2 separate regions of the Homo sapiens genome follow, and region 2 is linked to region 1. The links are chromatin loops, found by intact Hi-C in ENCODE. Cell type or tissue: chondrocyte. All regions are shown on one strand. Each heading gives the region's core, and the rest is flanking DNA. Links, peaks and the distances in the headings are about the cores only. Region 1 holds the start of COL24A1 (collagen type XXIV alpha 1 chain). Region 2 overlaps COL24A1 (collagen type XXIV alpha 1 chain).

What was found. Hi-C counts contacts between places; a loop is a spot of excess contacts. Peaks named below come from ENCODE experiments on the same cell type or tissue, not always from the same donor. Only the 100,000 strongest peaks of a DNase experiment are listed, where the experiment ranks them.
Region 2: it touches region 1 in a loop (2.2-fold over the local background); 3 of 110 quality-filtered maps call a loop at or near these places.

What each region holds. Positions count from the first base shown.
Region 1 is chr1:86,143,414-86,157,069 of GRCh38, reverse strand. COL24A1 (collagen type XXIV alpha 1 chain) reads left to right here and starts at 298. Exons shown (of 60, transcript NM_152890.7): 1 at 298-729; 2 at 10,887-10,951. The coding sequence starts at 674. RefSeq lists a cis regulatory region at 4,087 and an enhancer at 4,003-4,172. In chondrocyte, for the core only: no CTCF peak of the experiment used is centred there; DNase peaks (open chromatin) are centred at 139, 1,309, 1,679 and 2,099.
Region 2 is chr1:85,886,171-85,901,942 of GRCh38, reverse strand. It overlaps COL24A1 (collagen type XXIV alpha 1 chain), which reads left to right. Exons shown (of 60, transcript NM_152890.7): 29 at 5,534-5,587; 30 at 5,878-5,922; 31 at 6,041-6,085; 32 at 12,330-12,383. Among named protein-coding and RNA genes, the nearest start is that of ZNHIT6, 190 kb to the right of the region's middle. RefSeq lists an enhancer at 4,786-5,285. In chondrocyte, for the core only: CTCF peaks have their summits at 6,864 and 7,078; no DNase peak of the experiment used is centred there.

The DNA of each region.
Region 1 (13,656 bases), core at 1-4,000:
GAGGGGGAGGTGTGCGCAGTGTTTGGTGATGTCATTGCAAGTCAGTGAGCGGTGAAATTTAACACCGGCCGGATTTGCTTGGCTCCTCTTCTTCCAGGCAAAGCAGCCGGCGGCAGTCAACGCCGAGCGCCTGCAGTTGCCACCGGCCCCCTCGCACCGACTTGATTTCCGAAGTGGGTGTGTGTGCTTGTTTGACAAACGTTCGGGCGCGGGCTGTTTCCAAGGACTTCCTCCCCCACTTCATCTCCTTCCCTACCCCCACCCCTTTCTCCTCCCAGGCCCAAAGCAGAGGACTCCACTGGAGTCACAGAGTCGCCTTTGAACCGCAAGTGAACTTGAGTGCTGCACTAGCAGCCCGGCTCCCGCTGCCGCCGGCGCCCCGAGGCCTCCCAGTGAGGTTTACCTCCTCGCCCGCCCTCCCCGGGGAGCGCAACCCTGGGCTCGTTCGTTACCGAGCCAGAGAGCTAGGAAGCCTGTCCTCCCCTTCGGGTGCTATTTCCTACCTCCTCCCGACTTCACCCCCTCCCCTCCTTTTTTTCTTGTTGCGGGTTTGAAGCATGGTTTTCATGTGATTGTTTTTTCCCTTTTTCATGGACAGTACCTGCACCCTAAGCAGTTCAGAGTTGGCTTCTGTTTTCCGTTAGCGCTTTGCTGCACGGACAAATGCATACAAATGCATTTAAGAGCCCACAGAACAAGGCGTGGAAAAGTCTCCCCCACGGCAAAAACGTAAGTAGCCCACCCGCCGGGTAGGGTAGGGGTTAGACCAACCCCTCTCTCCACCCCCTGGTTCTGCTGAGCCTGATGGAGATCTGAAGTCCGGCTCCTTGGCACTTTTTGGCTTTAGGAGCGGCCGAGTACCCGCGGTATCTTCCCCTTGTCTTCTCAGCTTGCAAAATACCGTGTTTGAAAGGATGCCTCGTGCCAGCAGATCTCAGACAGTTTATGCTAAAGCGATCTTTTGGCTCGAGAGGAAAAGCTCGCTGGCGCGAGTCCCGAGGTCCAGGGCAGCGGCTCCCTAAGCTCCAGAGCTGGGCTCCGACGATCTCTCTGGCTCCAGCTCCCGCCGCCCTCGCGCCCTCCTCCCCTTCTCCTCCCGCAGGGCCCTGTCGAGGTCCTGCTTCCCCGAGGTGCTTCTCAGGGCGTCCAGCCTGGCGATTGCTGTGACGCTAGAGGTCCCCCAGGGTCAGTGTGCGCAGCCTGGACCACTGGACTCAGGCGTGAGGAAGGGTCGCCAGCGGGGGGAAGGGGGTGGCTGCAGAACCTCGGGCGTCGGGGGGTTGTTTTACCCACGGGCTCAGAGGCAATCCCCTCTGGTTAGAAGGCCAACAAACGTTGCCCATCCGAGCCGAGGCTGCGCCCTGATCATTGCCCTGTCACTGGGGAAGTGGCACTCGCGGCGGGGACTGGGGAGGGGAGCAGGACACGGGGGCGGGCCTGCCCCTCCTGCGGAGGTTTTGGGCGGGTCCTGACGGGCACCCCACCTCCCCTTTGGGCGCTGTACCTGCTCCCATGCCTTCCCTGGGAAAAGGGCTCGGACCAGGGGTTGCGCGGCTTTGGCTGGATGCCCTGGTCCCCCTGGAAGAGGTCAGTGGGTTACACAAGTTTGCTTCTGGCCCCTGGGCGAGAAGGGTGAACGCGGCTGTGGAAGTCTTCTGCAGAGAGGCTGCCCCTCAGGAGGCTAGGTGGGAGGAGGGCAAGGAACAGAATTGACCGTGTCAGCTGAGGGCAGGCGGAGGCAGGGTGCGGAGAAAGAGCGCCTTGTGGTCGTGTTTGTATGAACATGTGCTTCCCAGCCGCGTGCAGCCCAGCCTGGCTGGGGCTCGCGCGCGCGCTCTCTTCCGACCCCTGGAAGCCTCGCTGCTGGGCTTCCCAGCTGACCACATGCACCTCCCCGCACACCCCCATCCCCATGCAACAGTGAAGAGGAAACCTCCCAATCTCCTCAACCCCGTGCGGGCAGCGGGGTGCTGGAGGCTGGGGAGTCCCTGGAGCGAGTAGAGGTCAAGCTCTGCGGGTTGCCTTCTCAGAGCGGCTCACGCAGGTCGCATGGGGTTCCCAGGCAGAAGATTTCCCGCCACTGTTCTCGATAAACATCCCTCTGTGTGGACCAGCCTGGAGAGTCGGGGGTTGCAGCCGATCCTGCGGAACTGACAGATCTTCCCGCTGATCAGGGGCGGATGCAGAGAGGCTCTAGCCCTGCCAGCCTGGAGACTCCAGGAGAGGCGGAGTGAGGCCCTCCACTTCTTGCCCAGCCAGCCTCCGCATGCGGCCCTCCTGCAGCTCCTGCCCCGAGGGCTTTCCCTCTGCCACCGCGCGAGGCCCACGCTGGTGACTAACACTCCCCTTGGTAGTTGTGACCAACCACCGGAGTTAAAGCAGATCTGCTCCTGGGTTTTGTCTTGTCTGGTTTACACTTCCCTTCCAGACGCTCCCAGAAAAGGCCCTGCATAAATTCTTGGGCAGTTTGGGGTTTGTAAATTGGGTCCAGATGATTTGGGGGGAGGGAGGCAGAGAAACCAAATAGAATGGATTGCACCGGAGGAACTTCTGAAGAAAAATTATAAAACGTGGAATGGGAAGAGAACCCTTGTGCAGAGACATGGGGATAAGTAGCAGGTTCTGGATGAAGGTGTTTGTCTCCCATGACCACCAGAGGCCTTGCAGCCCTTGGTTATCTCATAATATCCAATTTGTTCTGTTACAGGGGCCACTGGGGATGGGCTGCAGAGAATTAAGGGTAATTCATAATTACATCAGATTACAGAACTCACAGCTCCAACCACACATGCAAACTTGGGAAAGATAGCTAATGATTGGACTGAAAAAATTGTTTCTAGAAAATCCAATTTTCATAAATAATTTGGAATTTTTCCCTTTGAAAAATAATGCCACCAACCCTTCGGAGTTTGAGGCGGGGTGGGGCGGGGGGGCTGGATTTGGAAGAAGTAGCTGATTTATAATGTCAGGCCACTGAATTAAACCTTAGAGTCTCTGATGAAATCCCTGAGTTTTATTTTCCTTTTGTGGTGATGTTTTGTAAGAGAGGGAGCGCTTTTTAAAATCACAGTTCTTATTAGTCACCCAAAAACAGTTCCAGTTTAAAAGTGGATCTTTACGACACTTTCTTTTGTGGGGTCTTTTATATGGGTTGCCTAACGTGAATTTGTAGAATTAATAAAATTAATGAAATCTCAAAGTCAGCTTTAGATACCTTAATTTGACATATTATCAGAAGGTCTCTGAGGCAGGCTATTATGGTAATTAAAGACTTTTATAACCAAAAAGGAATTTTGGAATATAAAGATCTATTTCCTAGATGGCACGAAATTCTATTTTTTAAAGTTGCTTAGTTATATTTGTGTTCAAATAAATTTTTAAAATAAGCTGATGTCTCAGGGAGAGTAAATCTAATTTATGGAAAGTACTTTTGAGTGTCATTTAGACATTCTACTTGGTAATTTGTGAACGGCAGAATAAAAGTAAATGTTATTATGGGAATTAGAATAGCTGTGCTAGTTTCCTTGCCATGCCTTCCAACTATGACTTATTTTAGAATTTGTAACTCTAATGAGAAGTAAAGACAATTTTATTTTCATTCTCATAAAAGGCTAACATTATTCTGTCATTCATTTATTCATCATTCATTAACGTATTTATTCAACACATGTTTACTGAGCTCCAACTATGGGCCCAGTGTGGTTCTAGGCAGCAGAGATACAATGATTGAGTATGACAGATCCACAGTTGCTGCTCTCCAGTCTAATAAAGGAAATAGCAAATGAAACAACCAAGTATAACGAAATGAGAGGAGGATATATACATGAGGGGCACCTAGCAGTCTTGGGTGGGTGGGTAGGGGAGGAAAGGATAATACTGGAAGGAAAAGGTAACCAAAGGAAATGAAATCTAGACTGAGACCTTACTGAAAAGAACATGAAATTTACCAGACAGAAGGAACAATAAAAAGCTCAGAAGTGAGACAGCACAGTGCATTTGAGGGCCTGAAAGAAATGAAGTTGGTTGGAGTACACATTCTAGGGAAGCAGTGACTGGAGCTGGAGCTGGAGAGATAAACAGAGACCAGATTTGGAAAGGCCTTTAAACCATGTTTAACAAGCAGAGGTTGGGGAGACTTGACTTTTCTTGATTTTGGGATGAGTGTATAGGTAGAAGATGCTAGATAAGTTATGTATTTGTTGAAACTCAAGACCACCTGATACTTTCATTGACTGAAGATTATCTGATTCATTAGTTCACTTGAAAATCTTTATCTAACACTAGTATGTGCCAGGAACTTTACTAAGCTAGGCAATAGTTTAACATTCTCTGTGGTATTACTAGGACAGACTAGTTTAGATGTATTTTTCTTCCCTCCTACTGACTGGACTCTAGACACTTTGATTAAATGAAGTTCTTAAGCATTTATCTCCCTTGCACTGCATGAATTGCTTGAATGCTTAGAATTTAACCAAAAGCTCTACAGGTTGAGTACTGCTCATCTAAAATGCCTGAGACCAGAAGTGTTTGGGATTTTGAATTTTTTTGGATTTTGGAATATTTGCATATATATAATGAGATATCTTGGGGATGGGACCCAAGTCAAAACATGAAATTCACTTATGTATCATATATACCTTATACACATAGACTGAAGTTAATTTTATATAATATTTTTAGTAATTTTGTGCATGAAATGAAGTTTTGACTGTGACCCATAAAGTCAGGTGTAAAATGATTCCAGTATGGCATCATTTCAGCCCTCAAAACCTTTCAGATTTTGGAGCATTTAGGACTTTGGATTTTTAGATTGGGGGTGCTCAACCTGTAGTATGCTTCATGCTGGTTTAGCTATATAACTACCACCTGAGTTGAATTAATAGTCTGAAAAATTAATTGCAAGTAAGTTAGTGACAGTACTACTTTGCTCCCTGAATCATCCAACTTTATGTCCACTGCTGTGATGAAAACTCTTTTTTCAGTTATTTTGAGAGGAAAGAACAGAAATTTTACTATTTCTCGATCTTAGTAGCTAGTAAAGAGCAAAATCTGTAAAGCTGTCATGACTTAGAGAAGTTTTTGGCATGTAAACGTAGCGTGGTGGAAATTGTTGAAATTATTGATGTATATCACGTGTGTGTGTCTTTCAGATTTGTTCACCATTTTCAATTGGTTTAAAAGAAGGCCACCAACTCATAAAAAGTTGTCTATTCACAAGATTTCACAAGTCCTTCCCACTATTATAAATTGAATCTATGTAGAAGTGAGCATCAGTAGCCTGAAGACATAAGTTATAATACCTTAGAGTCTCAGGGGTACCCTAAGCAAAAGATCCCTCGGATTCCCCTAAAGCAACTTGGATCTTTTGAATAAAGAGGAAGTTGAATAGCTCTAAGAATCATCTAGGAACGATGCCTGGAATGGGTATTAGTCATTTACATGTTCTGAGTATGGTCTTTGGATATCTATTTTCTGTCTTATCCTCTTTAGGCCTTTACCCTCACATGTCTGGTTATGTTTGGACTGTTGCTGGTGTCAAAGTGAAAATGTGACTAGCAGCCAGACTCATGCAGAGTGTTTCTTATTTTGTTAGCTATCAATATCTTGGGTTATATTTTTTGAGCCTTTATGAAGTGTTTGTTACCATATTGTTGATTTATTTTGGATATGGTCTGATTTTGTTAAATGTCTGAGTAACTATAACTCTATAACTTTGTATTAGTGACACATGGTCCACATATACAAACCAGTGAATGAAAACAAACATGTTTTGAATATTCAAAAATTGTTCATGTTTAATATACCAACTAGACTGTTTGTGGGAGTAAACTAAATATATGAATGAATTAACAACTTAGTAGACTATTTTAGGTTACTTAAATAGTATTGGACCAAAACTATAGGAAGACCGTTACAGTTTTGTGGTTAAATAACAAACGCTTTATATATATGTATGTGTATACACACACACACACACATATATACAAACCCTTTATATATATGTATGTGTATACACACACACACACACCTATATATATAACATTTTGCTAAGTAATTTGCTTTTTGTCTTTTAATGCCAGTATACTAATGTGATCCCATCACACACACAAATTATAGGATTTTACATTTGGAATGTAAAACACAAAAACATAAAATTTGTATTATGTCATCACATGATAGATGAGTCAGCTAAGACCCAGAAGGACAAAGAACAGCTGCTTCCATAGAGGACTCTACCATCTACTGCTAATGTGGAAACTTGATAAGTTTTATTTGTTGAGGAAATGTATAATAAATGTAACATCATAAGGAGGAAAATCCAAAGAAACAAACAAACCTAGTCCATCAGACATTTCCCAAGAATCTTGGATTCATTAAATACCCATATACAATAATGGTTTGGCTCTTTATCAAACTGACTATGTCAATGAAACTTCATCCTTTCTCTGTTGTACCCACTTCAGAGACAAGAAAGCTAAAATGAAAATTAAGAAAAAAAAGAAGAAGGCTACCATATATGCTACCATAGCAGATTTAAAAAATTCTATTTCCCTTCTCTTTCTTTGGACATCTAACTAAAATTGCCTGTATTTTATTTTATTTTTTCCAAGTGTTAAAAGAATCAAGTCCATAAGGAAAAAGTGAATTCCTCAGTCATTGGGAGATAATACTTTTGATCATTTCCTTTTAAAAAGTATTTACTGTCAATTTCATGTAACACATGGGTACACTAGAGGTAAAAATGAAGACCTGCTGCTTGCTCAGATATTTACTTTCATAAAAGGTAGGACTTATAGGAGTATAACAAAGTCACAATTAATGTATCAAAAGTACAGAGGTGGGGGAAAGATTCATTCCCCTTTAGAGATGATGGGAAACTTCATGGAGCAAGTATTGATTTAATTAGGCTTTGGGTGTACTTAAGAATGGTAAGTGGAGACTGGTAGGGCATTTCAGACATATACAAGGTCTTTCCAGTGGATGGAGAATAACTTTGTATGGCTGGAACTTTGGAGATATCAGGGGTAGTGGGATCCATACTGCTAAAAAAGGAAATTGAAGCTAAATAATAAGGGTCTTGAATGCATTGTAAGAAACTTTACCTGTTCTTTTTCAGTTCGCTATTTGTTTTGGTTGTAACTAGACAAAGAGAAAGAGAATCTATTTCAGTCATTGATCTCTACCAGTCCATTAGTCATCAGCTTTCATACACAGGTACATTTATGCAAGGTATGGCTCAACTGGTTTGTCATAATCCCCTAGGATCACCTGTCTAAAGAATGATGCTTGATGTGCTCAGGTTTTCCTGCCTCACACCAGGAATGGACTTGTTAACATGTTTATTTCCATTTTTCTCCACTGAGGTCATTGGGGAAGTTTATGAGTTTGTTGAATTGCTAAATGAGTAGTGCTGGCTGTTGTACTTGTCATTAGTTATTTTTAAGGGAAAAGTGCCTGTTGGGTTGTTTCTATGCATCTGAGTGAGGCTGATTACCTTGGGCAGGTGAGACATGCTTCCATTCACATTCAACTTTATACTTAAGACAGCATAATTGAGATGCACTATCCTTCATTGACTGTAATCCTAAGTAAGCAGTTTTCTAGTCTCGCTGATATGTATCCTGCCAGTTATATGTTGAAACATAAATTTGAAAGGTAAATAGCCTCCTTACTCAAGCTCTAAATCATATTAGGATACATCCTGGAGAGCCCACACATCATTTTAATCTTGCGTGATGGTCCTCAACCTTGTTTGCACATTAGAATCAGTGGAAAATGTTTTAAAATGCCTGTGTTATGGACACATTAAAATCAGAATCTCTGTGGGGCAAGGAGAGAAAGATCCAATTATTAGTTTTTAAAACTCCCCAGGTGGGCCAGGCATGGTGGCTCATGCCTGTAATCCCAGCACTTTGGGAGGCTGAAGCAGGCAGATCACCTGAGGTCAGGAGTTCGAGACCAGCCTGGCCAACATGGTGAAACTCTGTCTCTACTAAAAATACAAAAATTAGCCGGGTGTGCAGTTAGAATGGCAATCATTAAAAAGTCAGGAAACAACAGGTGCTGGAGAGGATGTGGAGAAATAGGAACACTTTTACACTGTTGGTGGGACTGTAAACTAGTTCAACCATTGTGGAAGTCAGTGTGGCGATTCCTCAGGGATCTAGAACTAGAAATACCATTTGACCCAGCCATCCCATTACTGGGTATATATCCAAAGGACTATAAATCATGCTGCTATAAAGACACATGCACACGTATGTTTATTGCGGCGTTATTCACAATAGCAAAGACTTGGAACCAACCCAAATGTCCAACAATGATAGACTGGATTAAGAAAATGTGGCACATATACACCATGGAATACTATGCAGCCATGAGAAATGATGAGTTCATGTCCTTTGTAGGGACATGGATGAAATTGGAAATCATCATTCTCAGTAAACTACCACAAGAACAAAAAACCAAACACTGCATATTCTCACTCATAGGTGGGAATTGAACAATGAAAACACATGGGCACAGGAAGGGGAACATCACACTCTGGGGAGTGTTGTGGGGTGGGGGGAAGGGGGAGGGATAGCATTGGGAGATATACCTCATGCTAGATGACGAGTTAGTGGGTGCAGCGCACCAGCATGGCACATGTATACATATGTAACTAACCTGCACATTGTGCACTTGTACCCTAAAACTTAAAGTATAATAAAAAAAAAATTAGCCGGGTGTGGTGGCAGGCGCCTGTAATTCCAGCTATTCAGGAGGCTGAGACAGGAGAATTGCTTGAACCTGGCAAGCAGAGGTTGCAGTGAGCTGAGATCGCTCCACTGCACTCCAGACTGGGTAACAAAGAGCGAACTCCATCTCAAGAAAGCAAAAACAAAAACAAAAACAAAACAAAACTCCCCAGGTAATTCCAGTGTGCAGCCAAGGGGTAAAAAGATCCAAACAGGAGGACTTTATATCATCTCTTGAGGGTCATTTATTTTAGAGTAGTGGTCCTCAGAATGTAGTCCCAGATCAGTAGCGTCAGTACACCCAGGAACTTGTTATAAATGCATATTCTTGAGCCCCACCCCAGACATACTTAGTTAGAAATTCTGGGGGTGAGGCCCAGTGATTGCTCACAAGTGCTTCATGCGATTCTGATCACACTAAAGTTTGAAAACCACTGACCTAGTGCAGTAGGAAAGGATTTTAAAAGGGCCAAATAATATTTTAGGGTCATGTCATGTTATAAAATTAGATATATGTGATTTAAGCAAAAGTAAAATCAATTTAGATGTATTTTAATAACATTGTAAATATAAACACAGTGAATGTTCTAAATAGTTTTTTCTCAGAGTTTGGCACACGTACAATCTGCACTAGAATCACCTAGTTAAAATGTATGCATCCTGCATATCCATCGCAAATTTTTGAATCATAATCTCTGTGTCAGGGCCCAAAATCTGCATTTTTTACAAGTTCCTCAGGTGAGTCTAACATTTGGGAACCATCCATCTACATGAATAATGCCATATATAAGAATGTTTCATAGGCCTCATTAGAATATATGGTTTAGTTATTTATCCATATCAGCTGAAATCTCTGCAATGATTCAGTTGATCTGTTTGTAGAGTTAGTGACAGTTGTTAAGTATTCTATCGAAACCTTGTCTTATAAGAGCTGTGCTCTGGACTGAGTACGGCCATAGAATGTTCAATTTTAAAATTACTAACAAAGGATAAATACCATTTTAATACAAATGAAATTTGTGTTCCATTATAAATAGTCGAATTATATATTTGCTGGCTTAAGCTTTGTAAAAAGATCATCTTTCTTACATTAAGATGCTCCTTATACTAGTTGGTAAAGGTAAAAAACATCTTATTAGTAATAAATAGAAAATGTACCAATTACTACTAGTACATCAGGAATTTAATAAAAGGGAATTAATGGTTTATAGACAGCTCCATAATCACTCCTTGCGGAACTGCATTTTACAAATACATCATTTGAACAGTCCCTGGGTTAGAATCAAAAACAGAATCAGGGTCTATATTAGCAAAATTAGGTAATGAAGTATTGTTTTCAGCATGCTTATCATCTCTCTTCAAAATTATTTCTGTAATTTTCATTTTGGAGGTAGATACAGCCAATTATGAAGAATGTTCAACAAAATTTATTAAAAGTTTGGTTATACTAGCAATGTCACAAAACATTTTTGCTTAGATAGCTTATCAATACTAATGGACATTTTAATTTGTAGTGATTGGGTATTGTGCTCATAGCTACTACTAATCAAAATGCTCAATGTTGACATCTACAGGCCATTGCTATTTTCAAAACCAAAAAATCATGAATCTAGTACGAGTGATTTAAGTATGATATTCAAATGGCTTTCACATATAACCATTAAACAAATAAATAGCTGGTTCCATTAACTTATAATCACTATAGTTAAGCAACTGTAATTTGCGTTATTTTTGTGGAAATTTCTATTACTTTGTATGAAATTGCATATATGGTAATTTAACATAATATATGATAATAATACCACCTATACTAGTTCATATTTATTGAATGTTTCCTATGTGCCAGGTACTGTTTTCTGTGCTTTACATGAAGTTTTTAAGTTAATCTTCAGAAAATCTTATGAGATAGGTTTAACAGATAAAGCAGCTAAGGCATAGAATGATTAAAAATGTGCCCAAGTCACATAGTAAGTGGCAAAACTGGAATTTCACTTCAGAGCCTTTGGTCTTAACCACTATGAATATTAAAATATCATGCTATTTAAAATAATTGCTTAATTCTTAATCTTGCATAGACTGTTTTGGATTCTATATGGTTGTAAATGTCCAACTAGTAAGTTTTTCCCAAATGCTTTTTTCTTTTCCTAGGAAATCACTTCTTCATTTTATTGTACTATGTGTGGCTGGGGTGGTTGTTCATGCACAAGAACAAGGTAAGAAAATTACCTTTTAATTTATTTGCTTACTTAAAAATTCTACTTCCAGACAGCAAAAGTACATAACTTTCAACTCATTATAACTGTAAATTCAACATTAAACAATAACAAAAATTCCACCCAGTACCATGAGAATGTAAGATTAAAGAAACCAATTTTGAGGGGAAATACGACCTTTAAGAAATTACTCATATCTTCCGTCTGTGAAATTGCTTACATTTTTAAGCAAACTCTATAAAAAAGAAGTTTTGTACAATAAAAAGGCTTTGCTTGTGACTTCATTTTAAGTGGGAGTTCTTGGGGGTGGCAAACTGTGACTGAATTACCTTTGCACTTCTTGATACAACAAAAGCATATAAAAAATGTTCCGTCCAGATTTGCATCATTAAGAAACAAAATGGAATTTGCATACTAGTGGGCTTAGGATTCTATGTAATTCAAATGGAGAGGTTTAGAAAATAAACCTAAACCTGTTTTGTTTGTGCCTACTAGTTAATTACTCTGGTAGTATGATGATAGAGTTTCAGGAGTCTATGTATATCCTAATTCATTCATTTAAACATGATTGATGCATCTTCTATTTCCTGTGTAATATCCTATTGCCAATGATTGGAAATGTAAATAAGATAATGTCTGTAGCATCAAAGTGAAAAAAATGCCTTTATCAAAGGTAAAAAACATACCAAAGTCAAAGAGACAAATCCTAGAACTGTGCTGGACCTACAGATAATATTACCAAGGCCTCAGATTTGTTTGTTTGTTTTTCTCCTCTGCCTTAAAGGTAGCAAAGGGCTCTTCTGCACAGAGCTGCCAAAGCATTAATTCTTACAGAACCAAGTTTTCAGTTGAGTGGTCAGTTTGATGAACCCCTTGTCAGTTTGATCAATTGATCAAATAACAGTAAGAAAAAGACAAGTAAACAAATTATGAATGAAATATGTGCAAGGTAGAGAGAGGGCAAAAAGGAAGAGTGGTACTCTGGTTGACCAAATTGACAAGTAGATACAGATAAATATTCTTTCAAATATCACATAGATGAATTAAAATATTTCTTAGAAGACATTTTCTAAATCTCTTTTATGGGAAATGATTAAGCCACATGTCACATGTAACTTCATGAAAAACTATTCTTAACCAAGGCATTTATGTTACTTCATTTAGCTTGAAGTAGCCATGAAGAGGAGAAAAACTCTCTCTCTTAATTTATTGTTATTATCACGGTTACTGTTTCTGAGAACTTACTATGAGCTACTAGTCACTGTGCTATTAGAATGTACATTTACTTCACTGCTGCCTCATCACAGGGTTTTGTAATTATGGCCATGATAGAATTGCTGAAACTGAGATTAAGGAGAATAGGTAACCACCTCCAAGTAAAAGCTTAATGAATGGAAGAACCAAGATTTGAGCTCATATTTTGACTGCAAAGTCTACAAATTCCTTAAAATTGAGGCTCCTAGAGCCACAGAGAAGATAAGGAAGAGAAGAATACAATTATTAATTAAATGTATATTTTGTATCATCTCTTTTGCTGGTACTTTACATATATTATTCTAATCATCATAATGAACCTGCAGAGTAGGTATTATAGATGAAGAAACTGAGACTCAAAGAAGTGGCTCACCTACAGCTTAGATTTGAATCTAGGTCTGTCCGTCTCTGAAGACAAAACTCTTTCCCTTAGACGTCCTCTAGCTTCACAGTTGCCAGCCACTGGCATTATGAGTTTAATAATTTACCAAAGATATTATTATCAAAATATTAGAAACCCATGCAAAGAAAGATATAGGGAAAATTAAATATTTATGAACTTATTTTTTAAAAATCTAGAACCAACAAAAGGAATAAATGAAAGAAACAACATATTTCTCTCACCCTTAAGATCTCATTTATGGAATGTAAAATATGTTATTTTATTTCAGGGCAAGCATCATAATTTTCAATTTTATACACCTAAAATTTTATTGCCAGTTCTTAACAAAAAGAAAAGTCCTTTAGAAAACCTCTCAGACTTTAGAAAATTGAATATTTTTGAGCACAAAAAAAGAAATGGAAATAGCATATTATCAGAAACTTAGAAACACTTTTTTCCTAAAAGAAATTTTCTGATTAAATTGGCACGATGCAATTTGTAACATCTAATCAGGAGACTGGAAAACCATTATCAGATAAATTGTGTTTTTATATGATCACAGATATTATTTATATTAATACTGCTGAATATGTTTGAGTGAGAGATTATCCTAAGTTAGACTTATCAGAAATAAATATTTGTATGCTTATGAGATTTTTCAAAACTTAAAAAAGTATATCAAAGAATTACAAGTACTGTACAAAGTTTAAAGGCCAAATTGTATGACAAAACATATAGCAAAAAGCAGTGTCCCTTCCCCTTACCCACTCCTACTATTGTCTGCCCAAACTCTTTTAGCACCTTCTTTTGGTTTTAACATCTATATTTAATACTATAATATGTTTAAATATTATATTGACTTCCTATTATTAATGATGAGGACTTAACATTACTATTCTCTGTGTCTCCTTTCCCTACTTCTATTCTCTCAATATAGTTTTATCCAATTTTTGGTTAATTTAATATTCACAATTCAGCTTATTATGACCATGTGTATATTTTTTTATCACTGAGCCATGTACGTTTATATTTTTTTCTTGTGAATTAACAAGATTGCCTCCTTTTCTGT
Region 2 (15,772 bases), core at 4,770-8,769, 260 kb after region 1:
AATAAACATAGGTGCAAAAGTCCCTTCGATATGTGATTTATTTTCCTTTGGATAAATACCCAGTAGTGGGATTCCTGGATTGTATGGTAGTTCTTTTTTTTTTTTTTTTTTTTTTTTTGAGACGGAGTCTCATCCTGTTGTCTCACCCTGTTGCCCAGGCTGGAATGCAGTGGCATGATCTCGGCTCACTGCAACCTGTGCCTCCCAGGTTCAAGCAATTCTCCTGTCTCAGACTCCTGAGTAGCTGGGATTACAGGCTACTCAGCCACCATGCCCAGCTAATTTTATATTTTTAGTAGAGATGGGGTTTCACCATGTTGGCCAGGCTGGTCTCAAACTCCTGACCTCAGGTGATCCCACCCGCCTTGGCCTCCCAAAGTGCTGGGATTACAGGCATGAGCCACCACACCCAGGCTCCATTTTTAGTTTTATGAGAAATCTCCATACTCTTTTCCATAGTGGCTATGGAATTAGTAATAATTCACATTCTCACCAACAGCATATAAGAGTTCCCTTTGCTGTGCATCCTGGCCAATAGCTATTGATTTTTGTTTTTTTAATAATAGTCATTCTTCCTGTGATATGATGATATCTTATTGTGGTTTTGATTTCCATTTTCCTGATAATTAGTGATGTTGAGCATTTTTTCATGTGTCTGTTGGCCATTTGTCTGTCTTTTAAGAAATGTCTGCTCAGGTTCTTTCCCCAATTTTTAATAGAATTATTTTTTAACTACTGAGTTGTTTGAGTTCCTTGTGTATTCTGGATATATAGTTCCTTGTCAGATGAATAGTTTGCAAATATGTTCTCTCATTCAACAGGTTGTCTCTTCACACTGTTGATTGTTTCTTATGTTGTATGGAAGCTTTTTTGTTTACCATAGTCCCATTTGTCTATTTTTGGTTTTGTTTCCTGTGCTTTTGAGGTTTTAACCCAAAAATTATTGCCCAGACCAATGTCATGGAGCTTTTCCCCTTTTTCTTCTGGAAGTTTTATAGTTCCAAGTCTTCATATTTAAGTCTTTAATACATTTTGGGTTGATTTTTGTATATGGTGCTAAATAAGGGTTTAATTCTTCTGCATCTGGATATACAGTTTTCCTAACATCATTTATTGAAGAGGCCATCCATTCCCCATTGTGTGCTCTTGGCACCTTTGTCAAAAATCAGCTGGCTATAAACGTGTAGATTTATTTCTGGGCTCTCTTTTCTGTTCTATTTGTCTATGTGTCTGTTTTTATACTAGTACCATGCTGTTTTGGTAACTATAGTTTTGTAGTATATTTTATTTTATTTTATCTTTTAAAGATGGGGTGTAACTCTGTCACCCAGGCTGGAGTGCAGTGACGCGATCATATCACATTGCTGCCTCAAATTCCTGGGCTCACATGATCCCACTGCCTCAACCTCCCAAGTAGCTGGTTCTACAGGCATATTCCACCATGCCTGGCTAATTTTTAAATTTTTTGTAGAGACAGGGTCTTGCCATCTTACCCAGGCTGATCTTGAACTCCTGGGCTCAAGTGATCCTCCCTCCTCAGCTTCCCAAAATGTTGGATTACAGGTATGAGCCACCATACTCAGCCCAGTAGTGTACTTTAAAGTCATGTAGTGTGGTGCTTCCAGCTTTATTCTTTCTGCTTAGGATTACTTTGGCTATTTAGCCTCTTTTTTGTGTTACATATGAATCTTAGGATTTTTTTTCTATCTCTGTGAAAAATGACATTGGTATTTTGATAGGGATTGCACTGAATCTCTAGATTGCTTTGAGTAGTAAAAGTATTTTTTAAATGTAAAACATAAAATGAGTGGTTATTATTACTATATGTATTCCTTAATTTTAGAGGGAGTTCCTTGATTTGCAATACCAATCAGCACTTTACTTGTGAATGTTTAATATTCATTTTGTAAACTTCTAAATTTCAGGTCCTCTCTTCCAGTCTGAATTCACTTGCTGACGGGATTAACCTCATTTCTTTTTAACATTTGAAAAAATATTATAAACTTAATAAAGCACAGTCGTTCAGTCTTTGTACAGTTAGACATCGTGGGAGTCAGGCTACTCACCTAACATCTACAGACTTCAGTTTCTTCATCTTAAAAAGTGGGATTTGGACTAGTTCAGCTATGGCAGTAGGTGATTTCTGTGCCCAAACAAGAAACTGGCAATTAATTATGAGACTTACTCCAGCTAGATGCAGCCTTTTCTACGTGTATCTAGGCAGCCACTTAATCTGATTTTATCCAAGAAATGAAATGTATTTTCTATCTTTGGACCAAACAATCTTTTTAAATAAAATTCTAAATATACAACTATGTGTCCAGGGGCCTTTTGAAGCTTAATGCTTATGGCTGCCACCACGTAAACTTAGAATGACTTCTAACTTTCTAACTCTCTATCACTAGCCTTGGAGATATCTACTTCATTGGGCTTGATCATCTAGAGTCAAACTCCTTATCTTCCACTACTCCTCCCTCTCCACCCTAAGCAAACCTACATTTCTAATTTGTTTTCTATTGATGCTGTTATCTTCTACCAATTACTCAGTAATAAAATATCAAAGAAATACATAGTAATTCTAGGTTGTAAAGGAGTTTTAAGGGCCCAATTAATTACCAGTGGACACATTTTCAATTTAGACCTTACTTGTTTTTTATAGTATTTTAGAATGTTGACCACTCATTCCTTTTCACAGTCTTTTGGCCTTCTTCTTTTGTTACTCAAAAAAAAATTAGCTGTGTTTCTTTTGGAGCAAAAAGAGAAGAATTAGGCATTGAAGGTGCTAGAGAAAAAGAATCAATAGAGACGGCTAAAATTTCAAGATCATCTTGAGGGTTGAGGGTGATTATTAGAGCAAATTCCTGAGGGACCTTCATGCTTAAAACTTGAGTCATCCTTTGAACACTGTTCTTTTTTCATCTTCGGCTACTCAATTATTGAATATTCTAAGCATGACCCCTCATCAGAACTTTGCACTTGCTGTTTTTTCTGCTACAGTGATCTTCCCCAAATTATTTGTATAGCTTGCAATCTTACCTCTTTTAGGTGTCTACCCACATGTCACTTTAGAGAGACTTTTCAGGCCACCCTATCTGAAATAGTCCTCCCCACCTTGGATACTCTCTAGTTCTTTGTTTTTCTTCATTATACTTAACTACATATTTTCATTTTATAATTTAGTTTTACGTACTTATTTGCTTGTTTATGAATTCAGGGATTTGTCTCTTCTCTCTACCATGTCCTCTGGACCTAAAACAATGCTGGCTTATAGTAGGCACTCGGTATACATCTGCTGAATGAATAACACATGTTAAAAAATACTGATCTATGAAATTAAGTCCATGCTCCTCAACTTGATCTTCAAGGTCTTGCACAGTAAGACTGTAGTTCAGTTTTTCAGTCCTTCATTGGAAAATAGAGCAGAAAGAAAGTTGGGAATAGATTATGGAGTACCTTGAATATAGACTTAGAAATTGTAGGGCCGGAGCTATGGCTTTATCAGGATCAGTGGAGCTACAGATCCTCCATGAAGTGTGTGTTCTGTCCAAATCCCTGAATGTGCCTCAGAGGATCAAGGAATGCAGTTACCCTAAGAGTTCCCAAGAAGAGAGTCCTATTATAGTAAATAGCTTTTAATAATATAAAGCTAAACCAAAGCTTATCTCAGATGGGATACAAGAGAAGATTCTGAAGCCTAAAGGACTCCTTCAAATCTGTATGTTGTCCTGGGAGATTTGTATCACCGTTCTGTATAGAAATCTTTAGCATCAGTTTTCTGCCAAATTATTTGTAAGTGAACTTCAGACCTTCACCTTATAAGTCCCAGTCTTCTTTTCCACACTTACATCTTAATATTTCTCAACATGTAATCAATAGCCTAACCAAACAAACTACTTTTTTATTCTTTGAGTATCTGTTTTCATGCCTCTATATTTTTTTCACATACTATCCCTCATTGTAGAGTTTCTTCTATTTTGAATAAGTCTATGAGAACTTGACCTCCAGCTGCTAAAAATATCTTTATTTCCCATTACAAATGTGAAGTTTGTCTCCCTCTTTGAATTCTTGTTTTGGTCCTTGGCATGTCTTATCTCTCTGTATATTATTGTCTTTTGTATATTTGTATAGTAGAGAAACTTTCTCTCAATTATAAATCACTGTAACACTTAACATAATTCCTTTTCCACAGGTATTCAGTTAGAGTCTGTAGAATTGAATCAAGTCCCTGAACAAGGACTTTAAGATCTTCCAAAGAAAGTTATAATTTAATGGAAGACTATTCTGTCATTTTCTTATAGAATGACTTTTGCAACGGCTTTTTTGCAACTAATTATTGAATGAACACTGAGAAGTTTTAAATTTACACGAATATTTTCAGTAGTATTTTCTCTACCTTTTCTGTGCCCCTGCCATCTCCCAGTAATTCCTGACAAGCAGTTGCATAGCAGGTACAATGCAGTCAGCACTCATTTTCTTTCTTTCTTTTTTTTTTTATTCCAGCTAAACTTTATTTCTTTTTTTTTCTTCAATTTTTATTTTAAGTTCAGGGGTACGTGTACAGGAGGTGCAGGTTTGTTACATAGGTAAACATGTGACATGGTGGTTTGCTGCACAGATCATCCCATCACTTAGTTATAAAGCCCAGCATCCATTAGCTATTCTTCCTGATACACTCCCTCCCCCGAGGCCCCCTGACAGGCCCCAGTGTGTGTTGTTCCTCACCATGTGTCCATGTGTTATCATCATTCAGCTCCCACTTATAAGTGAGAAAATGCGGTGTTTGGTTTTCTGTTCCTGCATTGCTATCATTTTCTAATAATGTGAAGAGAAGAGCACCATTTAAAAATATTAAACTTAAGGAGACTGCTTAGAGAAACAAATCCAGCCACTTTTAATTTAGAGTTGATTAAGAACAAATTCTGGCTGGCTGCTGAGTAAATTATAAAGTGAACGAAATACCCAAATAACACACCTATATTATAACCACCTCAACTACTGTGTTAGCTATTTTTGTGCTCATTTGACTTACTATTTGTCATTAAATCTTAAAAACATGGGCTGATTCTCCCATGCAGATAGGTTGAGCCATATACCCAGCTGTATTATTTTCTGTTGTCAGGGCATAAAATCAACATCTTGGCCGTGCGCGGTGGGTGGTGGCTCACGCCTGTAATCCCAGCACTGTGGGAGGCCGAGGCGGGTGGATCACGAGGTCAGGAGATCAAGACCATCCTGGCTAACACAGTGAAACCCCGTCTGTACTAAAAATACAAAAAAATTAGCCAGGCGTGGTGGCGAGCGCCTGTAGTCCCAGCTACTCAGGGGGAGGCTGAGGCAGGAGAATGGCGTGAACCTGGGAGGCGGAGCTTGCAGTGAGCCGAGACGCGCCACTGCACTCCAGCCTGGGCGACAGAGTGAGACTCCGTCTCAAAAAAAAAAAATCATCAACATGTTCATCTGTGAGGACACATAACTGTTAAGAAAAAAAAAGGAACATTTCAAATTAACAACAGGATATTTTTTTCACCTCTAGGGATCAAGAGGACCAGATGGTCTCTTAGGGGAACAAGGTATACAAGGTGCCAAGGTAATCATTGATTTTTCTCATTTCATATGTAGTTAAATTTTATTGAGATCATATGTCCTACTAGTCTAAAAAACAATATATTTCCCTACAAAAGTATGGTTCTAAGTTTTCTCTTTGTCTAAGTATGAAACGCATAAAGTTTTTACTACACAGGCAGAGATGTTTTCTTTTCAATAATGAACTATATACTTACTGTCTTTTTTGTATGTGAGTGTATGCTAGCATATGCTAGCATAGTAAGACCATAATTCACATTCTTACTAACTCACCTGGCTTTGATACTTTGTTAGGGTGAAAAAGGAGATCAAGGAAAAAGAGGGCCTCATGGTCTTATTGTAAGTAATAAAACATTTCACATTAAAGATGAACATTTTAAGTCTTTTTTGTTTTTCTTAGTATGATTAATCTTTTTGGAGGGGACTACTTGACTCAAGAATTTTCTTTCTCATGTAGGGTAAGACTGGAAACCCTGGAGAAAGAGGATTTCAAGGGAAACCAGTAAGTAATTTAAAAAATCATGCTATGAAAAATTTTTATCTGCATTTTTGGGGGAAAGGGGCTGCTCAAACAATGTTTGGGGGATTTTTTGACACATAAAAATTATATATATTTGCAGTATACAATGTGATATTTTGATATATGTATAAATTATGAGCTGATTACCTTTATCTGCTTTATTCTCTAATACAACTATTGTTTAGTATTCAATATGTTGGACTAAAAGAATATAAGTTCTTTTTCTCCTTTAATCATTGGGTCATTGTTTTATTTGAGCAAGTTGCTTACCCATTCTGGGCCTGGGTTGTACCTATCCATAACTGGTGGTTATAACTGTTACTTTTACTTCACTCTAGTTATGATAAATTACTTTTACTGTAAAACCCATTTCAAAATAAAATGGTGTGACATATAAATATAATGAGACATTAATAAAGCTAACATAATAACTAACTTTTTTCAGGCCTCTTGCCTAGTTTTCTTTTAACTCAACTTGAATTCCTTTTAGGCCTTTGGAGTATAGAGCTGTGTGTGTCTTCATGCCTTCCCATGGCACTGCTTAAGAGTTGTTAATATTTTATAATACTAGTTATTTTCCTACCATCAAAAATCTTACCAGAATTATACATTTTTTTCCCTGAGAGGCAACAAGTTCTATGGTTATCATCACTAAGTAAGAGGAAAAAAATGTTAAAGATTTACCCACACATGCATACTTACACATAGACATGTAAGATAGTACATGTATGTGAGCACATAAGCTTAAGTATATGGATATTTTTACTTTCATTCAGAATTTTAATTTTTAATGATGACATTTTGATTTGTTATATACACATATATGTATAATATAAAGTTATAAAAATAGATAATATAAATAGATTGCAGCTCGGGAGACAGAAAAGGATAGAATAAAAATGTTTTAGCCGCTACAGTATTAATAATTGTCTATGTAGTAAATGTCACTGCATTTGCTTGTTCCTTTTTGAAATCTGCTGCCCCCTGCCCGCTGTTTCCCACAATAACATTGTATTTAACAGTGATCCAACCTAAAATACCAGAGACCTAAGACAGAAAACAAATGACTATGTCTAGGAAAGAACTTGTGTGTGGCATTGTATTATTGATTAACGTTATCCTCAAAGAATATTACTTGAGTTTTAATATTCATCACCTGAGTTTCTATTATATTGATATAAATGGTGTTTGTATAGATTATGACTACTTTGATATACTTTATACAGTGCTGATACATTGCAGTGAGTGGAAAAGTTTGGAGGTCAAGTTCATCCCTCTCATTTAAAAAAAAAATGAGACCCAGAGAAATAAAATTACTTATTCATTTTGTATTCATTGATGAGCTGAAAATAAAGGTAAAAATATAGGTCATTCATTGTTGACCTTCCCTAGAATTTTACCTTCATTTTCAGCCCATCAATGTATGCCTGTATAAACATGATATTTCATGTTTGACTTTCTCAATTAAATAAAAGATACTAGAATCATTCTGTAACCTTACCCTGGTTTGTAACCTTACCTGGCAAACATGTCTCATAGACTCCTGGAAGAATTAAATTACCTTAGTGTATGACATGGTTGGACATTAAATATGAATTTATAATAGTTGTTGAGGTTTACTTAGCTCTATACCTACATTGTCTCCTTCTCCTTGATTGGATTGACATGATGGGATTGGATTGACATCTTGGAGAAGCTGGGAAAAGTCAACTGAAAAAAGCCAGACAAGCCCCAAAGGTTCACTTGATCCTTCAGCACAGTCTTAGCGTTTTTAGTCATTTATGCACTATCAACAAACAGGCAGTGCTGTATATTAGAAAGATAAATTCGAGGTCAGATTGTCCTTTGGTCTAGTGTATGCTCCTAAAAACCATATAACTTTGTTTAAATTGGTTAGGCCTGGGCATGGTGGCTCATGCCTGTAATCCCAGCACTTTGGGAGGCAGAGGCAGAAGGATCTCTTGAGCCTGGGAGTTCAAGACCAGCTAGGGCAATGTAGTGAGACCCCCATCTCTAAAAATACATATTTTTTATTTTTAAAATGAATTTTAAAAAATGGTTGGGATAAGAGCTCTAAGACCCTCTCCATCTCTAAATTTTCATAATTTTAAGCCAGGAATTAAATGAAAACTGGCAACATATAGTGCTCTGGTAATCCAGATAACTAGTAAAAGTATATTTGTCCGTGGACCAACACTGTTTCCTATACAATACTTGCCTCCCATACATCTGACTCAAAAGAAAATCAGGAAGAAAGACCACAATCCATTGTGTTATTAAGGTGTTAAGGCCTGGATCACTATTTTAGGTTCTCTAAATAATATAAAAACTATCATAACTCATACGTTACTGAGGTTTTTTTTATCTAGATAGTCTATCAGTTTGTGAGATGGGTGTAAAAATTCTTCAACTATAATTTTTGTGTTTCTCTATTTCTCCCTTTAATTCTTTCTAATTTTTCTTTATGTATTTTTAAATTCTATTGTAAGTTTATTCACATTTATAATTATTATGTCTTCCTGATCAATTGATCCTTTTTTTGTTAAAAAATATTCTTGTTTATCTCTGGTAATACTTTTTACTCCTGGTAATACTATTTGTTGTGAAGTATATGTTATCTGATATTAATACTCACATAAAGTTTCTCCAGCTTTCTTATGCTTGCTGCTTACATGGCATATCTTGTTCCTTAATTTACTTTCAACCTATCTGTGTCTTGATATTTAAAGTGAATATCTTATAGTTGGACCTTGTGTTTTATTCATTCTGACAATTTCTGCCTTTTAATTTGAGCATTTGTTCAATTTCAATTTAATGTAATTATTGATACGTAATTGATGTGGTTAGATTTGGGTCTCCCATTTAATGATCTGTTTTTCTTTGTGTCCTTTTTATTGTTATTGTTCAATGTCTTCTGTTGGCATTGAATAATTTTGAGAATTCTATTTTAATCTGTCTGTTGGATTTTTAGCTCTATTTCTTCTCATAATTTTCCATGGTTATTCTAGGTCAAGGGACAGCAAACTTTTATTGTGAAGTGCCACAAAATAAGTATTTTATGTAAATACTTAACACAAGTGTAAGAAACTTGCCAACAATATAGGTCCATTTACTAATATTTTTTATGCTATAATTATTTTATGTATTACATCTACATATATTTTAAACTACGCATTGCAAAGTTATGATTTTTGCTTTAATATAAATAAAATATTTTCATGATGTAAATGAAATACATACTTTAGAGATGTTTAATGGGGAAAAAATGTTTATCATTTACCCACATATTTGCCATTTCTGATGTTATTCATTCCTTTCTGAAGATTTGTGTTTCCAAATGGTGTCATTTTCCTGTAACCTATAGAACATCCTTTATATTTCTTGTAGTAAAGTCTGCTAGTACATATTTCTCTTAGTTTTTGTTTATAAAATGTCTTTATTTTTCCTTTACTTTTGAAGTATACTTTCACCGGATATCAGATTTTAGGTTGACAGAGTCTTTTGGGGGATTTTTTGTTTTCATTCAGCACTATAAAGATAACTTGCCATTTTCTTTTGGCCGCTGGTATTTCTGATAAGTAGTCCACAGTTATATATATATAAAATTAATCCCTTGCATATAATGTATCATTATATTTTATTGGAATCAATCATATTGGAAGTCATATATTGGTTTTGCCACTTACTAGCAGTCTTGACTTTGTACAAATTACTTAACTTCTCTGGGCTTCAGTTTCTCTATCTTTGATATAGGAAATCTTTCATAGTCATAATAAATGTATAACAAATGATATTTATTATGTTCCTGGCACAGGCTCTAATAAATAACAACCAAAATAGTCATTATTATCCTCATGGTCATCATTATCATAGTTACTGGGTTGAAGTCATAGAGAAGGGAGTTCTGAAAAGCCTTAAAGATAATTTTTATTTTATTCCAGCTTGTGCTTTTCCTCTTTATCCCCAATAAAAACAGAGTCCACTTAAATTATTTCGTAGCTTTGCAAAAGAGCTTTTATGCAGTATCAACAGCATTAAAAGTACATGATAAGCTTGATATTATGTCTAAACATACTTTACAAAGAAAATTGGGCAGACATTATTTAAAGTTCTGAAGTTTTCTGTATATTTCAGTTGGTGTACTAGGCACAGAGAGATTCCTTATAATGATCCTCTCTCTTAATTAAGGATCCTGGAGTAAATAGGCACCATATCATTTACATGACTGAAACAGGGCCTCAACCAGATGGGAGTCCATAATTTTACATATTTCCCTTTCCCTAGCCAGAAAAACTGAACATAGCATTAAAGATTATAACTTAGAAGATAGTGTGTTGCTAAGAACTTTGAATATCTTTACTTCTAATTTAATGTCATATTTTTATACCTTTTAGTTTTTAAGGTAAAATGGTATTTGTGATTAGCTGTATAGTTATCAGCTTTCCTGAGATCAATAATGTAGAAGATGCAACTTACGGCCGGGCGCAGAGGCTCACGCCTGTAATCCCAGCACTTTGGGAGGCCAAGGCGGGTGGATCACGAGGTCAGGAGATTGATACCATCCTGGTTAACACGGTGAAACTCTGTCTCTACCAAAAATACAAAAAAAAAAAAAAAAAAAATTAGCCGGGCGTGGTGGCGGGCGCCTGTAGTCCCAGCTACTCGGGAGGCCGAGGCAGGAGAACGGCGTGAACCCAGGATGTGGAGGTTGCAGTGAGCCAAGATCATGCTGCTGCACTCTAGTCTGGGTGACAGAATGAGACTCCGTCTCAAAAAAAAAAAAGAAAAAAAGATGCAATTTACAAAAGGATCAACATGTTATGTATTGTCAGTGGTCATCAGTGCCTCGCACACAGTAAATGCTCAATAAATCTTTGACTGAGTCAGAGAAGACTCAGAATTTGGTTTAGTGTTCTATCTACTTCATATCTGAGATGCTCTTTTATGGTACTACAAAGAGTGTAAAGATGGGGAAAAAAGGAAGTTACAGGTCCAGTATGGTTATTTCCAGTTATCTAGGTTCCAAGACTCCTGTGCCTTGCCAGGGTTTAAAGGCAAAAGTCATACTTATTAACACATCACAAGGATTATTATTTTTGGAAAAAGGAAACTTTATATGAATATTAAAACTATAAAGAAATTCAGATTTAAAATAATTTTGGATAATTATTTGTCACAATATAGGAGTGAGGATTAAATAAAAATAGGGGTAGATATAAAGAACTCCTACAACTCAAGAATAAAAAAACAACCTGATGGAAAAATGAGCAAAGGACTTGAATAGACATTTCTCCAAAGAAGATATACAAATGGCCAGTAAGCACATGAAAAGATACTCAACATCACTAGTCATTAGGGAAATGAAAATCAAACCACCATGGGATACTATTTCACAAACATTAGAATGCTGTTCTAAAAAAAAAAAAAGAAAATTTGTGTGGCCAAGGATGTGGAGGAATTAGAACCCTTGTGCATTACTGGTACAAATATAAAATAGGGGAACTGCTGTGGAAAACAGTTTGGTGGTTTGTCAAGAAGTTAAACAGAGAATTACCATATGATCTATCAGTTCCACTTCTAGGTAGATACCCAAATAATTGAAAAAAGGGACTCATACAGATACTCGCATACCCATGTTAATAGCCGCATTATTCACAATAGCCAAAAGTTGGAAGTGATCCATGTTCTTTGATAGATGAATAGGTAAACAAAATGTGGAATATGCATACAGTGGACCCAATCTTAAAAAGCAGGAAGTTTTGACACATGCTACAACAGGGATGAACCTTGAAGACATTATGCTAAGTGAAATAAGCCAGTCACAGAAAGACAGATATTGTATGATCTCACTAATATGAGGTACTTAGGGTAGTCAAATTCATGGAGACAGAAAATAGAATGGTGGTTGCCAGGAAATAGAAAAAAAGGGGTGATGGGGAGCTAGTATTTAATGGGTACAGAGTTTCAGTTTGGGAAGATGAAAAAGTTCTGGTAACGGTTACACAACATTGTGAATGCACTTACTGCCACAAACTTTACATTTAAAAATGGTTAAAATAGTAAATTTTATGTTGTGTGTATCTTACCACAAAAGCAAAAAAAAAAAAAGAATAGCAATAGACAGAAAAGTTGGGTGGAAGGATCCATAGGAAAGCTAAGGTAAGGAAAGTGTCTAAAACATCTTCACACACCACTTTTCCTACAAGTATTGCCTTTATTTGTCCAGGGTTTACAGGGATTGCCTGGAAGTACAGGTGACAGAGGACTTCCAGGAGAGCCAGTAAGTTTATCTTTATACTTTTCTAATTGTGTCTTTCTCATAAAATACATTTACATTTCCATTATTGCTCTGCTGTGCTGTGACTGGTATGTTTTAGAAAGCAGCATTTATCATAGACACCATAGACTAATCACATAGAATGAAAAATAATAGTTTATAGTGCCTTTCTGGTTGCATATAGTCAAATATGGTGCTGTTTTTCTGGAGCTGTTAAATCTGAGCATATTTCTATTTTCAACAAATAAAACTCTGTTTTATTGAATCTCAGAAATTCTCTTTCTGAATGGCTTGCTGTTCTTATAATTATTATGTTGCCACACACGCACAATCACATTTATGAGGCAATTTCTATAATTAGAAGACCATACAGAGAGAAGCCAAATTTTACATCTGATGGGCCAAAATGTGCAAACATGACAGAAATGCAGTTACATCAACAGTACAAAAGCTTGCATCAATACAAAAACTTATGAAATCATTATGAAATAGTTTCATAAATATGATTCAATTATGGAGTTTCCATGGACGGTACGTTGTGAAAAGGAAAGACCTGTCACACCTACTTTCTTACAATTTATTCTTTTTTGCCAATGAAGTCATTCTTCTGGTTAATAGTGTCAGATGTAATGTGCTATAATGTGCTTCTAAGATGTACAATACAATATAGTCTTTCAAACAACTGCATTGATTTTATTATCGGTTGACACAAAGGTTTACAGGTGGCTTTTGTATAATTCATTTAGTTAGTAGCAAATGGAAAATTCTAACACTAAAAGAGCTATTCTTACCTTAGCTTTTTCCTCATTTATATACTTAATCTGTGATATAAGCTCTCAAACAATAAGTGAAGATTTGACAGTATTTATAGTTCTTTCCAAATAAAGAATCTTAGATATGTTGTTGATTTTTTAAGCTAAATCCTTCTTGGTTTTCTCCCTATTATGTATATCTTAACCTGCCATTTCAATTCTGATATTTATCTGACCTAAAATAATGCAACTCTCTTTAGCATTATTTACTTAAGTATATCCCCTAAAAAGTCTGTACACTGCTTGAAATCAGAGACCATTTCTTTTATCTTTGTAATCCCCTTTCCTGGTATAATGTCTGGTATATATAAGTAAGTGCCAGATAGGGATAGAAATGAGGCAGGTGACAAAACACTCATAGATTTATGAGGGCTATTGCCAACATTTTTAATTTTTATCCTTAGAACAAAGGATGTTATTAAAGGGCTCGGGCTAGCTTTATTATCAGATTATTTAGTTTATTATCTGATATCTATTTTGTAAACATCAGTCAAATTACAAAATGGAGGGAGCCAAGAATGGCTGGCTGTTGCAATAATCCAGATAAAAAATGGCAGGACCTTTTTTATGAGCAGGGAAAAGAAGTGGACAGACTAATTCAAAAGGAGATAAAACCAATAGGTAATAAAGACTCTGTATGTGAAGTATAATTCTTAAATTTCTGGCTTATTGTATTAAAGAGTTGATGATACTATTCACTGAAACAAAAAAAAACACGGAAAAGTAGGTTTGAGAATGGAAGATTATAAATTCAGTTTAACTGTTGAATTTCAGGTGTCTTTGAGAAACATGAAGTTGGCAGTTGGCTTCAGAGTAGAGGAATACACTGAAGTTAAAAAATGTTGGATTCATTGCCTATGGAAAGAGTATAGAAGTGAGAAAAGAAAAAGATCTAAGGCTGAGGCTTAAAGAACTACAACATTTACAAAACGCTGGCAGAAAAGGTTGAAACTGCACAAGAAACTGAGAGAATAAGAGGAAAATCAGACATGTAAGTTAGGAGTTTCAGCCATAAACATAACCCATCTTAAAATCTTCATGATAATATTAGATCCCCTTAGAAGTACGTAGGCATAAAGTAGGATAGGTAAACTACAGCCCTCAGTCCAGTTATACTTCTGTAAATCAAATTTTATTGAAACACAGCCACAACGATTCCCTTATGTATGGATGGCTGCTTTCATACTATAACAGCAAAGTTTAAAAGTTTTGACAGAGACCACATGACCCACAAGCCTAAAATACTTACTGTCTTGCCCTTGAAAAAAAAAAAAAGTTTGCTGACCCCTGATGTAGATTTTAATCACACACGTACAGAAAGAAAATGTCTAATCAATGCAAACCTTGTAACAAATAATGTCCCTTGGTTTATGTAGTGTTCAACCTGCACAACTGTACCCAATCGCCTTCAATAAGAGGAGAATGGTGATATTTGTCCATTCTCTCTTTTATTATTTTGTTCATTTATTCTTCCGTTTCAGAAGACAAGTTGAAAAAAAATCTCCTGACCTAAATAAATATAGTTAATATCTGTTAATTATTGAAAACTGACTTTAAAGAGGGAACAAGGGGAATGCTGTACTCTAAAATTAACTCTTCATAAGCTTGCTTTATAATATCCCCTTGTAAATTTTAAAATATTATTTTCTAGCTACTCTTTCTTAGATACCAGAAGTCATTTCCACTTACCTCAAAAAATAGTTAACAGGATTCTCAAGTTAACTAAAAGTGTATAATAAAACTTCACTCAGTTCCTCATTAGATCACTTGTAAAGATAAAGTGGCAACAGTCTCGGAAACAAAAGATAAGAGTACTCTATATCAGCATCTCAGTCAGACAAAGAGAGCAGCCAAAATAAAGTGGCAGATGAATTTCACTTACAAATGTAATTGTAAAAATCTAAACAAAAAATTAAGTAAAATTTAACCATGTATATAAAGAATTATCCACCTTAATGAAGTAAAAGGAAGAATTACAATCAAGGAAAAGTTTGTTATTAAGAAATCTATTAATATATCACAGATATAATGAGAAATACAAAAGCAAGTAGTCTAAAATTTAGCAACCATTTTTTTTTTCTTTTTTAAGACAGAGTCTCGCTCTGTCGCCCAGGCTAGAGTACAGTGGTGCAATCTTGGCTCACTGCAACCTCCGCCTCCCAGGTTCAAGCGATTCTCCTACCTCAGCCTCCCGAGTAGCTGGGACTACAGGTGCATGCCACCACGCCCCAATAATTTTTTGTATTTTTAGTAGAGACAGGATTTCACCGTGTTAGCCAGGATGGTCTTGATCTCCTGACCTTGTGATCCACCCGCCTCTGCCTCCCAAAGTGCTGGGATTACAGGTGTGAGCCACCACATCCAGCCAACCATTTTTGATTCTTTAAAAATCATCGCATGGGGGCCAAGCACGGTGGCTCACGCCTGTAATCCCAGCACTTTGGGAGGCCGAGGCAGATGGATCACTTGAGGTCAGGAGTTCAAGACCAGTCTGACCAATATAGTGAAACCCCACCTCTACTAAAAATACAAAAGATTAGCCAGATGTGGTGGTGCACACCTGTAGTCCCAGCTACTCGA